Regions from separate parts of the Homo sapiens genome. Here regions 2 and 3 are each linked to region 1. The links are chromatin contacts, found by Hi-C or POLR2A ChIA-PET in ENCODE. All regions are on one chromosome and are shown on one strand. The core of a region is the stretch at or near the end of the contact, and the rest is flanking DNA. Distances in the headings are between cores, read along the strand shown. Region 1 has its middle 71 kb from the start of USP46. Region 2 overlaps SCFD2 (sec1 family domain containing 2). Region 3 overlaps SCFD2 (sec1 family domain containing 2).

Region 1 (4,411 bases), core at 1,399-3,898:
GTTGAAGCTGAGTCGTGGGTTCACAGAGGTTGTGTTCTATTCTACTTTTGTACGTTTAAAATTCCCCATGATAAAGTTTTAAAAATAAACTATATCTACTTTCCCAGAAATCTATTTTAAAATACATTCTATCAGGCAGCTTTCTTTAAATATTAGTGTGACAGAAGTCACTCACTCACCAGCCATGCCTAAGAATGCATGAAATCTCTGTTCCCTTCAGCTCTGCTTTACCATTTTTCTTTATTGAATATTCTCCCTACACTTCCATCATTCACTTATTCACAACACTTGTTCTCAGAATGTCACTATAGACTTTTTATTTTTTTGAGACGGGGTCTTGCTCTGTCACCCAGGCTGGAGTGCAGTGGCACAATCATGGCTCACTGCAGCCTCTACCTCCCCAGGCTGAGGTGATCCTCCCACCTCAGCCTTCCAAATAGCTGGAACTTCAGGTGCATGCCAGGAAGCCTGGCTAATTTTTCTAATTTTTGTAGAGATGGAGGTTTAACCATGTTGCCCAGGCTGGTCTCAAACTCCTGGGCTTAAGCGATCTGCCTGCCTTGGCCTCCCAAAGTCCTGGGATTACAAGCGTGAGCCACCATGCCCAGCCGACTTTCTGTCCAATACTTCATTCCTCCATATATGTAAATGGAGAAGAGAAAAAAATCCTGTACCTAATGTAATTAAAGTTCTATTATGTAGCTTATAGTCTGGGATCAGCTGACATAATTACAAATAAATGCCTCTAGCAAAATTAAAGCAGGAAAGCTTCAAAATGCAAAACTATTTTCCAGAAATTCTAAAACAGTAAATGAGTTCCTATCCCATATCACTTTTGAGAGGTCTCACAGTTTTTGCCTACAAAAATCAAAACTTACAAAAAATTGTAACCAAAACTTGAATAGCAGAAATAAAATAGGATATTTGTTCTCAGGTAGGGGAGGACTATAAGGATTAAAATTATGCTTTGCCACTTTAGTTGGCTTGCCATGAGGTTCTTTTCTTGTACCTCCGAAAATCAGAAAGTGGCTTTCAGATCTTTTATTTAAACCCTTACATCGATTTCTCAAATATTCCATTTTCTTTCCTTTCTTCTTCTTCTTTGTTCTTCCGTGAAAAGAAAATTTCAGGACCTTCCCTATTTATTATGCCAAGGGCAAAAGTTAAGCCCTGGAAACTGAGTCACAGTTGTTTTTCTTCTCTGGTGAATGACCGTTGCTTCTTGACCTTTGTGTTGAGATGTTATACATTAACGAGACTCCCTAATCTTTATGCAAACCTAAGCTAAATGAGATGGAGACCCTCATGATTTTCACCTCTTTACAATTGGATGTTAAGTAATCCTTTGGAGTGTAATCAATAGTAGCCAATCAAATCCTATAGCTCTGTGTTAGCCTTTGTATGGAGAATGTTGTGATTCTGTTCTACACCTGTTTTTGCCTATATAAATAATCTTCACTTATCCCCACACCGAGAGCACTAATAATCATTCTCTGGTATCCGGGTGTGCCTGGACAGCTACCCTCAATCTTTGCACTTAAACTCTTTTAATTGGATCCTGACTCCTTTATTTTAGGTTGACCCTTCCTTTCCTGCTTTGTAACATTAAAAAGCTAAATAGGAGTAAGAATCACCTCTCTTCTTCTTAGATTTCTCCATGTTAGCCCCACACCCCCTTGTCACGCATTTGTTTTAACTCGACAACCCTTTCTAGGCACCAGCTTCAGAGAGGGACAGGACACTGTCTTCATGGAGCCCGTCTTCTTCTCTCTTTTCATGATCTCTTGTTCCATTGCCCCGTCTTGCAGAAAGGTAAGGGCTTGTTTAATTTCAGCCTTGGTTTGGATTCAAGATCACTGTTGTCACATTTGGGAGTGTTTTTTTAAAAAAAAAACAAAACACATAGACAAGTAATGCAAACAAAGTAAGAGCAAGACTTGTGCAGCAGCTCTTTTGAGGACAATCAGGAGGTGTCTGGGGGGCCCTTCCCACTAGAGGGCACTGGACCCTGTCCCTGCATCTTCAGTCGTCTCTACTGCCACATGCCCTGTCCACACCAGGATGACCCCTCCCCACCCCAGCCCTATGACTCTGGAAAGCTCTTCAGCACACATAACAGGATCCAGACAGAACTTGGACCTTCTCTGCTGGAGCAAATTGGAATTCCTGAAATTGATTGAACCCTCCATACAGAGGGAGCTCAGTCCGCATCTCCTCGGTTTAAGGCCCTGCCTCAAATAGGGGTTCTGATCCCTCAGGAAAGCAAGGGCTCGAGACACAGACAAACCTGAGCCTGAGGGACTCTAAGGGGAGGTGTGGAGGTGCCAGGAACTATGAACAATGAGCAAAGCATGTCAGTTGTACCAGGGCATGCCCACCATCACACTACATGCTTTCCAGCATTTCTATTTATTACAAAACTGCTTTGACCTTGTTTTACAGGTTAGGAAAAACTGAAGTCTAGATTTCTCCAGTTACTTGTAAGAAGCCTTCTTTGGTGTCTGGGCCAAAACCACCAACCCCGTGGGCAGGACGAGTTGCTGCAGATCAATGAGGTGCCAGCACACCAGTAGCCATCCTGTTTGTGTGTATGACGCTCCTTTCCCCCTTGCCCTCATGAGAACAGCAGACCTCAGGAAATGACTTCTCAGTCTAGCACTTTCCAGCCAGACCATTAGGAAAACAACTGTGGTTGAACAAATGCTCAGTGCATTGGGAGACCACACACTGGGGGACTGTGGGGCATCTCAGTAAGCAGCTGTCAGAAGAACTTTGAGGATGGAGGCCTTGCTTAGGTCATTCGTGGGAGTGTTCCACGAATAGGGGTGTGCTTTGGATTGGGTGTTGTCAGGAAGTGGGGGAGATTATCTGATTGAGATGGTAGTAAATCTCATGTAGCACAGATGAGAGCAAAGCTAAAATGGGAACTGGTGAAGGGCAGCAGGCACTCGGATGAAGAGTTTGTGATTTCGTGGTTTACATAGTGACCTTGTGTTTGTCTATGCTGGGATAATTATTAAGTGGTCTTGTTTTTTGTCTAACTTCATCACAGTCACGGCATGACCTTGTCTGAGGGTGGTGTTCTGTGCGATTTACGTGGAACAAGAAACACCACAGCCCAGTGATGAACGCCAGGATGCCTCCTGACAACATCAGAGGGCGGCTGTCTCAGGCTAGCCCCTGGCTGTCAGGGGATGCTTGTTTTTCTCATGTCTTCAGCGTCATCTTTCATGCCTAGGAAATGTTAGGAAATGTTGTGGGGAATAAATAGAACAGTAGAGCCTAGTATCCCAGAACTACTTATGATTTAAGTAGCTAAGATTATATACTTTCCATTGTTTTGCCAATTGGTCTGTCTCCCTTGGGGACTTGTGTGGAAAATGGCCCCTTCACCAACTACCACTCATCAGCACCCTACCCCAATACTATGTCCAACATCTGACTTAGGCAAACCAGGAAGCAAAGGCCAGGACTGAACTAGGATCTCATGCCTCCTGATCCTTTGCTTTCCCATATGCTAGGGGGATTGCATCGGCTGGTGATCAACCCACACTGGAACCTGAACTCCACTGAATTGAATCTAAAATTCCATGGGAGAGCGAGGTCAGGGAAACAGCAGAAAGAGCAGAGAATGTGTAGGTTTCCTGTCAGCGACAGACAAAGTGGGGTCTACCTAAGTCCCAGCTAACCTTGCAAAGCACACACACACAGGTGTTGGGCAGGCGTTGCGGCAAGACCCAAGGCTAGAAGCTAAGCAGTATTAGGAGTCTTAACTTTATTCCCCTCCTCTTACCCCCGAAACTCACAGCCCCTTATTCTTCTACATTATGTACACATTTCCATCTGAGGGGAGGTTGTATGGTGAATTCATTCTTCATAAACCTTCACAGACTCCTCAGATGACATAATCAGTTAAAAGTCAAAGTCAATCAATAGCCATACAGGAAGAGGGTTTTCTCTCCCTTCTACAGCCTTCACCCTTCTGCTGAAGTGTCATACATCTGTGAAAGGAAAAGAACATCTTGGGACCCCAAACTCACTATACCAAAGGGAAAAGTTAAGCTTGGAAGCTGGGTCACAGAACACTGTCTTTCCTTTTGTTCCTAAACAGATAGCTACAAGAGGCCATGTCTCCCCAGGTGGCCTCCCCAAGTATGGGACAAGAGGAGAGTACAAACCATCCCCACTGCCCAGCCTGAGATAAATGCATATTTGACTTCTTCCCCTATTCTGTTTATCTTTTGTAAAGTGCAGTTTTACTGAGCAGGGGACATACATAATCGACTGTTCCTCTACCCATTCCTTGCCACGTGCAACACATGGATTCAGTGAGTGTGAATCAAAGCCTCCTAAGAATGTGACCATGCTCTCCCTCTTTTTTTTGTTCTTTCCTCCTTTCTCCTCCTGCCTA
Region 2 (4,411 bases), core at 1,408-3,907, 370 kb after region 1:
CTGTCCTCCCTCAAGAAGTGGCTCCTATCTGTACGAGTACACACTCCTCTTTCATCTGTTGCTTTTCCTCCCTGTCCTTTTGATCCACAAAAGAGAACCTCCACCCACCCCTCCTGCTCCTGACGTCAAGCCGTCTCCCACACAGTACCCCATTCTTGAGACTTTCCTCACTCCATCTGGTGGCTACTTTCCTCCCACCTTCGAGCTTCACCTTTGTCCTCTCTCCCACAAGGGCAGCCCTGTTTAGGAGGAAATAGAGAGCAGACAGGGGCTCAGCTGTCCACAGTGGGCAGCTGGGGTTCCAGGATGCTCCCTTTATGCTTGCATTGGACAGGAGAGCTTAGGGCAGTGGGTTTTCAGAACTGTTTTCTGTTCAGTGCTAAGAGCAAGAGGTCATCCCAGCATCTTTCTCTTCCAGCACACCTTTGGTCTTCTTGCTACTAATTTTGCTGAGTCCCATTTCCCAGAAGAAAGAGAAAGACTATAATATAAGAAACAGATCTCACAGCCTCCATGTGAAACAATGATTATTATTGCTAATATTTATTAAATGAGTACTAATGTGGTAGACCCTCTGGTAAGCCCTTCATGTCTTCTATAACATTTAACTTCTCACAATGGCTCTATAAAATAGGTGCTGTGCCTAGCGTCAGTTTTCATGCGTGGGAACTGAGGCACAGAGGGGTTAAGTGATTTGTTTCAGGGAACACCACTGGTAAGTAACAGATCTAGAAGTCCAACCAAGCAGTTGAACACCAGAGCCTCTGCTCTTAGCCTTACTTTAAATACCTCTGAAAATTGGCTTTGTGTTAACACAACCTGATAGGACATTCATAAAAAGACCCCAGCAGCAGATTCTACCTCAGCAATGTGGAACAGAAAAAATAATGTATTTATACATAGAGAAATAAAAGAAAATAGCTTTTCCATGATGACTTTGGGACAAAGACAGTGGTCAGTAATAATGATTTGGGGCTGAGAAAAATATCCATTGCGTGCCCAAGTTAGCATGCTCTAATTGAAGGAAAGGCAGCTACTTGGCTGTGGGAATACTTCCTAAGGACAGAAGATAATCCCTTACATTAACCTGGTGTCCCACAGTAGGCTGAGATACCTATTGCTGTGGTCAGCAACACCATGGAGGCTTCACTGTGGGACTTCAGATTTGTTGGTGAAGAGAAAGCTATGGGGGTCCCACTCTCCCTCCCAGCTTGAGGTCTCTGAGATGCAACACAAGGAGCCTTGGAATGAATTTCTCCACAGCCAGAGCTCTAAATCTGGAAGAAGCCCAAGACTACTGCTGGAGCTCACAGAATGGTCATCCCTGGAGCAGCAGCCATCTCCCCTACATCCTACCTGCCTCCCCATCATACTTAGAAGGCAAACCTCCTTCCCCTTGGAGCCTGGAAGGGGAGCGGTGGCTGAGGAACCAGAGGAAAGCAAGGTGGCTTCATGACAGAGGTCAAGGGGACTATGTTAGATAGGGCTTTTTATGGCAAGTGACAGAAATCCAGCTTAAATTATCTTAAGGAAAAGAGGAAAATGTACTGGCTCAAGTAACCAGGCTGAGGGAAGGGCAGGTGGCCACCAGGGTCCTGGGACAGTGCAACGAGGACTTGGAACCCACCAGGCCCTTTCTGTCTCTTGTCTCTTCTCTCTAAGGCTCAGTTTAATTCTCCTGCAGATTGGTGCCTTCCTTGCAGTATAAAAACATGGCTGCCAGCTGCTCTCATGAGCACCTCTTCCCAGCTTCATGATTAAGAAGGAATGCTCTTCCTTCCATTCCAGTTAGTAAAGTCCTAGACAAGAAAGCCAAATGGCCCAGTCCTGTGGGCAAAAAGGTGAAGCACTATAAAAGACAGTTCCCATTAACATCAAGTGGAGGAAGAGGAAGAGTAGCTGCCCATGAAGGATTCTCAGAAGGAGGGCTGGGTGCCCAGCAGGCAACAGCACAGATGTCCACCAGATAAGGATCTTCCAGTCCTGGGCCCCCAAGCCTCTGCAGTATGGTGGGAGCTGCCCCGGGTGAGCAGCAGGGGAAAAGAAACAGGGATGAGACAGCAGGGCTGGAGTTGCTGAAATCCTGGCAAAATTCGATTTGTGGTCAGAATGAAACATGCCTTCATAACTCAGGTCTTCAATGCTTTGGGGAACTCATGTGGCTTGGGAGGCTGAAGGCACACAAGAGAGGAGGGCAAGGGGATCAGAGACACCCCACAATTCCAGAAACCACCCTGGGCTTCAAATGCAAATGTTGCTGACATGCAGAAGGAGTGGGGTTGTAAACATAAGGGTTGGAAAAAAAAAAGAACGCAGTCTGGTTGCAGTATTTCCACCTGAGCCCTGCAGAGCTGTTCTGCCAGACAGTCTACAAAGCATGCACCTGGGTCTGCAAGTGCTGGGTGTGTGCTTCTATTTAATAAATAACCCTGGCACACTGTATAAACATCAGATGAACATGAAAGCTGCAACATCTGGAGAACTGTCACCATCTGCCACTCTGAGGGGAGCATTTAAAGAATCAGCGGGATAGGAGCGGTATGTGGCCTGAGTTAAAAAAAAATGTTGGCAGCTGCTGCCAGCTATCAGTTGCTGCGAATAGCAGTGGTTCTTCCTGACGTGGCAGTTTATGGACTTTCACAAATCCCGGGTGACCCCTCACAAAGGCGGAGGCCAACATACTAACCGGCTCCAATAGCCATCACTCACCAAGTGCGTTTACAAGGCTTTGTTCCTGTCTCTTTTGTGGCCTCACAATGGCAGATGCACACCAGGTCCCACAACCAGAGAAAAAGAGAGGGAGGTTACTCGTGGAGATGTCAGAAAAAGTACTCCCCTTGTGCCTGACTTCTTTGATTAAACCCTTGTTTGATTTTGTCCAGAGAGGCAAGACTTCAACATGTAGCTCTAAGTGCTGGGCCAGGCACCCCAGGTTTAGATGAAAAACTAACGCTGATAGAGGTATGTGTTTACATCAGACCGAGGTTATACTTACATTTTTCATTTGTTAATATAAATCTAAGTTAACCACCTCAAGCGGGACTCAGCAAGGGCTGCTCTTTATTAATGGGCTGGTCGTTGCTGTTTTTAAGAGAGTGTCATTAACCCTAACATACGGGCTCCTTGTGTAATTGAACAGTAAATGTGATTATGATCCCAACTGCCATCTCCAGGCACTTCTTGGAACACAAGTTCTTTGTACAGGAGAAATAGTCAGACACAAAGGAAAAAACGTTCATTTTCTCTTATTGTATCAAAATTGTTCCTTTAGATTAAGCAGGGTTATTCTTATTCCCCAAGGTGGGAAGCAAAAACAAAGACACTTTAAGTCCAATTAGAAAATACACTCATGCGTAAACATTTGATTCCAGTCTTTATTGCAAGGTTATGAACTTGTGCTTACATATTAAAATCTGACTGAGTTGTGAGGCCCTTTTGTTAATACTATAAGGCAGGCTCCATGTGTTTGTTTATTTCTGGGAAGGAAAGAATTAACTGGGCTCTTATCCCAGCTCTGTCTCAAATCAGGTACTTTCCTCACTTATTAATGGAGGAAGGGAGAGTGCCGGACAAGATGTTTTCTGACGTTCCTTTCAGCAGTAACATTCCATAACATGGTGACATTTTTTATGTTGTCATGACTGGCCTTTCATTACGGTTTCACCCCCACCCTCAACAAGTGACGTTCATCGGCTTACCGTCAGATCCAACATCCCCATGTCTACAGATCTCACAGCCACCATAGGCACAAGGAGAAAGGAACAGCTCTCGGAGGAGCGACTCTAACTTGGGAGTAGTTGAGTCCCACATCAGCCACCCATGGCCAGAAATACGGGAGGAAACGTGTGGCTAGAGCAGAGGACAGGTGTCTCTGTACACCTCTCCTGTTCCCCAGAGATGCCTTGCCATTCCATCTCAAATGGCTCTTACACTTTTTGGAAAGCTCTACAGGTAAATACGTTTCAAACATGGAGATAATTTACCATAAATGAGAACAATAAGCTGATAATCACTGATAATCACATTTAAATATTAACCTGAACTCATTATGTATTAGGCATTATGCAGAGTGCTTTATGTGTATTATCATGTGTAATCCTCCCAATAACTCTTGACAATTGGTATTATTACACCTACCTCACTGATTAAGAAACTAAGGCTTAGAGAGGAAAAGTAATTTGCAGAGTGCCTCATGGTTCAGAGGTGGTCACGTTGGCATTTGAATCCAGAAAGTCTGACTCTTGAGTCCATATGTTTAACCACTATGCTATGATGCCTCTTACAAGACAGGCAGACAGGCAAAGCTCTGGACAGGGTGTCAAGAGGCTTCGGTTCTAGTCTCAATCTGTAATGGCTGTGTGATGTTCAACAGGTCACTGCAAGTATTGGCTGCAGTTTCTTTCTGCTTGAT
Region 3 (4,411 bases), core at 1,332-3,831, 330 kb after region 1:
TATTTTTTTAAGGTATGTAGGTGCACATTTATATAGCAGGAGAAAAGAAACTATGATTTAAAATACAGAAAAGTAACAGCAAACACATCACATAATCCAGGAAAAGAACATAAATGCTTTTATTAATTGCCTGACCTACCTCTTTGATATTCATTTCTTACATTTTTTGGTTGCATTCTCTCTGATTATCTTTTCATATAACAACAATTTTGAAATAACATTTTCTATGAAAATGTGATAGTTATCAAGCTATTGTCTCTCAATTCCAAACCCTCTCTTCTAGACTCAGTTCTGTGATGCTGGGCTGAGACTCTGAAAACCACTTCTGTGCTTTGCCAGCTAGGTCTGTTAGACTCTGCCGATAGGGGGCACTCGAGGGAGACCAGAAGGCAGGAAGAACAGGCAGGAACTTGCTTCTCCTGTTTATTTGCAATTCCTGCCACCATCACCCTGGCGATGGCCTCTCACCACTTGAAGCTGCCCCTCCTCTAGACTTTTAAGTCATAGGATTTAATAAATTACCTTTCTTTTTTTTTCAAGCTCAAAGTGGCATTTTATTTAGTAAACAATCAGTATGCATAATGCTATAATAGTAACAGAAGCTGAGTAAGTCTACAAACAAAACAAAACATGACAAATCTTGAACACTGACAAAAACAGGTACAGATATTAACAGAAAAGATGAGATAATGAACATTATAAAAATTTATTCTAAAATACATTTATTCCACTAAAACAATGCAGTAGAGGATGAGAGGGACACTCTGGTTTAATATTTTATCTAAAAGCATTAAGATTTTTAAAAAAGACATAAAATGGGAAAAAAGGAGAGGGGCAAGAATCAGGGGCTAGAAAGGCAGAAAAAAATTACCTTTCTTGTTTAAGCTTTTTAGAACTTTTTTCTTTATCTATTTTTAATTGTAACCAAAAGCATAGTAAACGATGTAAATATTAATTCATAGAGAAGTTGATAGGTTTTCCTACTTGAATGGGAATATGGGGAAAAAAAAAACCCTCTAAATTTTCTACTGAAAGAACTAAGTACAGAACAACTGGATTACATTGTGTATTCAGAGAGCACAATTTGGTAAAGACTTTCTCAGGCACGAAACAGTACTTGTGCCTTCTTAATAAAAAAAATTTCCAGTTAAGTTTTAATGAGGAGAACCTTTGGTTTCTGTCTCTCAGCCTCTTAGTTTGGACCATTTTGTGCCCTAAATCATGTCACTGAAATCTGGTTAGAATGAACTGCTTGGCAATGACTTCTTAGATGGGAACCCTCTGACTTGCATGAAATTTTCTACTCAGCCAGGAATGACTCACTTCTCAGCAAAGGACCCTGTAGAAGGTGGTGATAGTGGAGACAGATGTGATTTCTCTGGTGCCCTACTCAAAGATTCTCTCGCATGCTAGGAAGGGCCAGAGGAGAGATTAGCCATATAGTTTGTCTCCATATTAAGAGGGTAAACCATAGTAATTTAGTTTTCCTAATCAAACACTCTCTGCCAGTTCACCTTTTTGGGAGATTGGGAGAGGAATTAAAAACTCAGAAAAATTTGTTCTTTCCTTTTCTTGCTGGTCATTTATTTATTCCTTATATCTCTGGATATCCAATGTGGGCTGGCAATAGGAGATCTGTGCCCTGCCCAATCATTCAGGGACCCAGGTTCCTGCTACACCAGGGATCCCCAACCCCAGGCCATGGACCGCTACTGGTTCGTGGCCTGTTAGGAACCGGGCCACACAGCAGGAGGTGAGCAGTGAGTGAATGAGTGAAGCTTCATCAGTATTTACAGTTGCTTCCCACCACTTGCATTACCGCCTGAGTTCCGCCTCCTGTCAGATCAGTGATGGCTTTAGATTCTCCTAGGATCACAAACCCTATTGTGAACTGCGCATGTGAGGGTTCTAGGTTGCATGCTCCTTATGAAAATCTAATGTCTGATGGCCTGTCACTGTCTCTGTCTCCCATCACCCGTAGACAGGACTGTCTAGTTTCAGGAAAACAAGCTTACCTCTCCCACTGATTCCATATTATGGTGAGTTATATAATTATTTCATTATATATCACAATGTAATAATAGAAATTAAAGTGCACAATAAATGCAATGTGCTTGAATCATCCTGAAACCACACCGCCCCACCCTGCACCGCCTGGTGCCTTCCACAAAAGAGGTCCCTGGTGACAAAAAGGTGGGCACCACTGTGCTACACCATTCCCTAGAGCATTAGAATCCTACACTGAAGACTTTACCTCTCATCAGCAGATGATGAATGAGAGAGAGAGTATGAAGGATTTCCAGAGACTTTATGGGTCCAGCCCTAAAGTGATATGTATCACTTCCACCGCAGTTCATTGGCCATAACTAGTCACAATTCTACAAAGGAACCTGGAAAAAGGAGTCTAACTGTTTGCTACAGAAGAAAAGGCAATGGAGTTTTGGGAATACACAGGATGGTCTCTGCCATAGACACACTGTTAAGTTTTGATTGGAACATTAATGTAAATATTTCCTTAACAACTGGCAAGCTGCAGGTTGTAGGTAAAAGATTATTAAACCCTTTTCCCTTCTGCATAAGAATTTAACCTTTGGTTAACTTTTTATCTCTGTTTCCCTGGAAACCTGATAAAGGAAGAATGTCAAACTATGCAGCCAGGCAAGATTGCTTATGACAAAAATGACCGCTGGTTGGTAAACTGCATTAAACTGAAAGAACTATAAAAATTTGATAGAAAGCCAGAGCTTTGGGCTTCTCTGAGTATAATGATTCTTGAATAATAACTGGACTTGTCCCTTGGAGGAGTGCTGGAAGCTATGTCTGTGGAGTTCTTACAGAGGAATTAGCTCCTACAGGATATGAGGTTTTTAAGCCAGGGGACTGGTGTATTCATCCCATGTGAATCTAGCTCTCTCACTCCTGAGCTGTCACCTTGAAACCAGTCCAAGTAGCTCCTCAGTAGCTGCGTGGACTGCTTCAAGCTTCATGGATGGTCATAGGGACTACTCCAAGGAAGAAAAATGCCTTATGCTCCCCTGATGGGGAGCTACTTTCCTGTCTCGGGCACACTTGTGTCAAGTGGGAGCCATGACCACAGAGCTGACTTATTTGTTAGATACAAACATACAGTGCCTTGGGCCCACATTCCTTTTGAGGGCCCATGAAAATACATTTTTTTAAATCAGAAGAAAAAATACTTTAAGGTGAAAGTGATGTTTTCATATGTAATATTGATATATTTATTTTTACACCAGTGCAATTGTACCATATGCTTTTTACTATTTTTTATTTTTACAAAAAAAGGGGCCCATGAAGGTCATATCGTGGCCCTGTATGAGAGCCTCATGAGGCTGGCCTGATAGCTTGGTAGAGCTTAAAGAGACCCCTTGATGGCTGATACACATGGAATAGCTGAAGTTTCAAGAAATGAATCCTTAAAAAAATACCACATTTAAGTAAAATATGATAACTAAAATACTGTGTCAATGTCTCTGGTTATTCTTTTGGGGTGAACATACTGTGTGGTGGGTCTGGAAGATTCTTTTGTTGACTTGAATGTTAGCTCTTCAGGAAAAGCAGTGAGTATAGCAGCAGTTCCTGACATAATATATAGTAAGTCAGATACAATCTTGAGAAACCAGTGTAACTACAACATCTTGAATTTGGTGCACCTTAAAAATGACTTAGGATAGCAGTTTCCAAGAAAACCCAGTTGTGGCCACAGTCACATCTCCATCAGCTGGGGCTGCTGACCTTGTTTTTGCTGTTACTGTTGGCATAGCTGGGGGCTCAGTTCTGATAGTGAAGATGTCTGCTTCTCCCTTTTCTGCAAAATTGACTCTGAACAACCAGCCTCTCAGAAAAACCAGGCTTACTGGGAGGGTATTCATTTTGTTTCAACCCAAGACAGCACAGAAAAACATCTGTTCAAAATTGCTCATGGCTTTGACTAATCCATGGCTCATTTATTTTTATTTTTTGCTATAAGATGACTGTTTTTTCTCCTTTCATCTTCTTAAAGGAAACAATTTATTTGTAGATTTAAAAATGGTTCATTTGTCTGTCTGTTCATCCATCCATCCATCCATCCACCCACCCAGGCTTCAATCCAGAAGCAGATTAGTTTTTAAAAATTTGAGTATAGCCCCTTCAATTCAATATGAGGAAGGTGAAGCCCAAACACATTAACATGTTTGCTTGAGTTCACACAGCCAATTAGAAGTAGACTCAGGACAGAGCCAAGTTTCCTGGCCCTCAATTTAGTCCTACCCCATGCTGATTCCTTCAGAAAAGATGCTAGCAGTTCTGTTAGAAAGAATCAGGAGGAGCAATAGAACTTAGCACTTGGAAAAGAACAACTGGAGGCCAGGGCTGGGCACTGTTGACAAAAGAGGCCAGGCCTAAAGCCTGT

Evidence for each region. A loop is a pair of places that touch in the nucleus more often than their neighbours do. ChIA-PET counts read pairs that join two places held with the same protein, here RNA polymerase II (POLR2A). Pooled maps may share reads with other maps.
Region 2: a map of cardiac septum shows a loop between it and region 1 (2.4-fold over the local background). The contact joins two enhancer-like sites. A Hi-C loop is called at or near these places in 1 of 168 maps with a recorded cell type or tissue (cardiac septum). POLR2A ChIA-PET finds 5 or more read pairs at or near these places in 1 of 52 experiments (H1).
Region 3: a map of Caco-2 shows a loop between it and region 1 (4-fold over the local background). The contact joins two enhancer-like sites. A Hi-C loop is called at or near these places in 1 of 168 maps with a recorded cell type or tissue (Caco-2) and 4 of 50 pooled maps.

What each region holds. Positions count from the first base shown.
Region 1 is chr4:52,586,288-52,590,698 of GRCh38, forward strand. No RefSeq gene overlaps it. Among named protein-coding and RNA genes, the nearest start is that of USP46, 71 kb to the right of the region's middle. Within about 2 kb of position 2,649, at least 7 of the 41 ENCODE cell types and tissues checked have a DNase peak (open chromatin) inside an H3K27ac peak, as active enhancers do.
Region 2 is chr4:52,954,867-52,959,277 of GRCh38, forward strand. The region is part of intron 5 of SCFD2 (sec1 family domain containing 2); the gene reads right to left. Among named protein-coding and RNA genes, the nearest start is that of SCFD2-AS1, 30 kb to the left of the region's middle. Within about 2 kb of position 2,658, at least 3 of the 41 ENCODE cell types and tissues checked have a DNase peak (open chromatin) inside an H3K27ac peak, as active enhancers do.
Region 3 is chr4:52,911,515-52,915,925 of GRCh38, forward strand. All of the region lies in intron 6 of SCFD2 (sec1 family domain containing 2), which reads right to left. Among named protein-coding and RNA genes, the nearest start is that of SCFD2-AS1, 14 kb to the right of the region's middle. RefSeq lists an enhancer at 419-508. Within about 2 kb of position 2,582, at least 2 of the 41 ENCODE cell types and tissues checked have a DNase peak (open chromatin) inside an H3K27ac peak, as active enhancers do.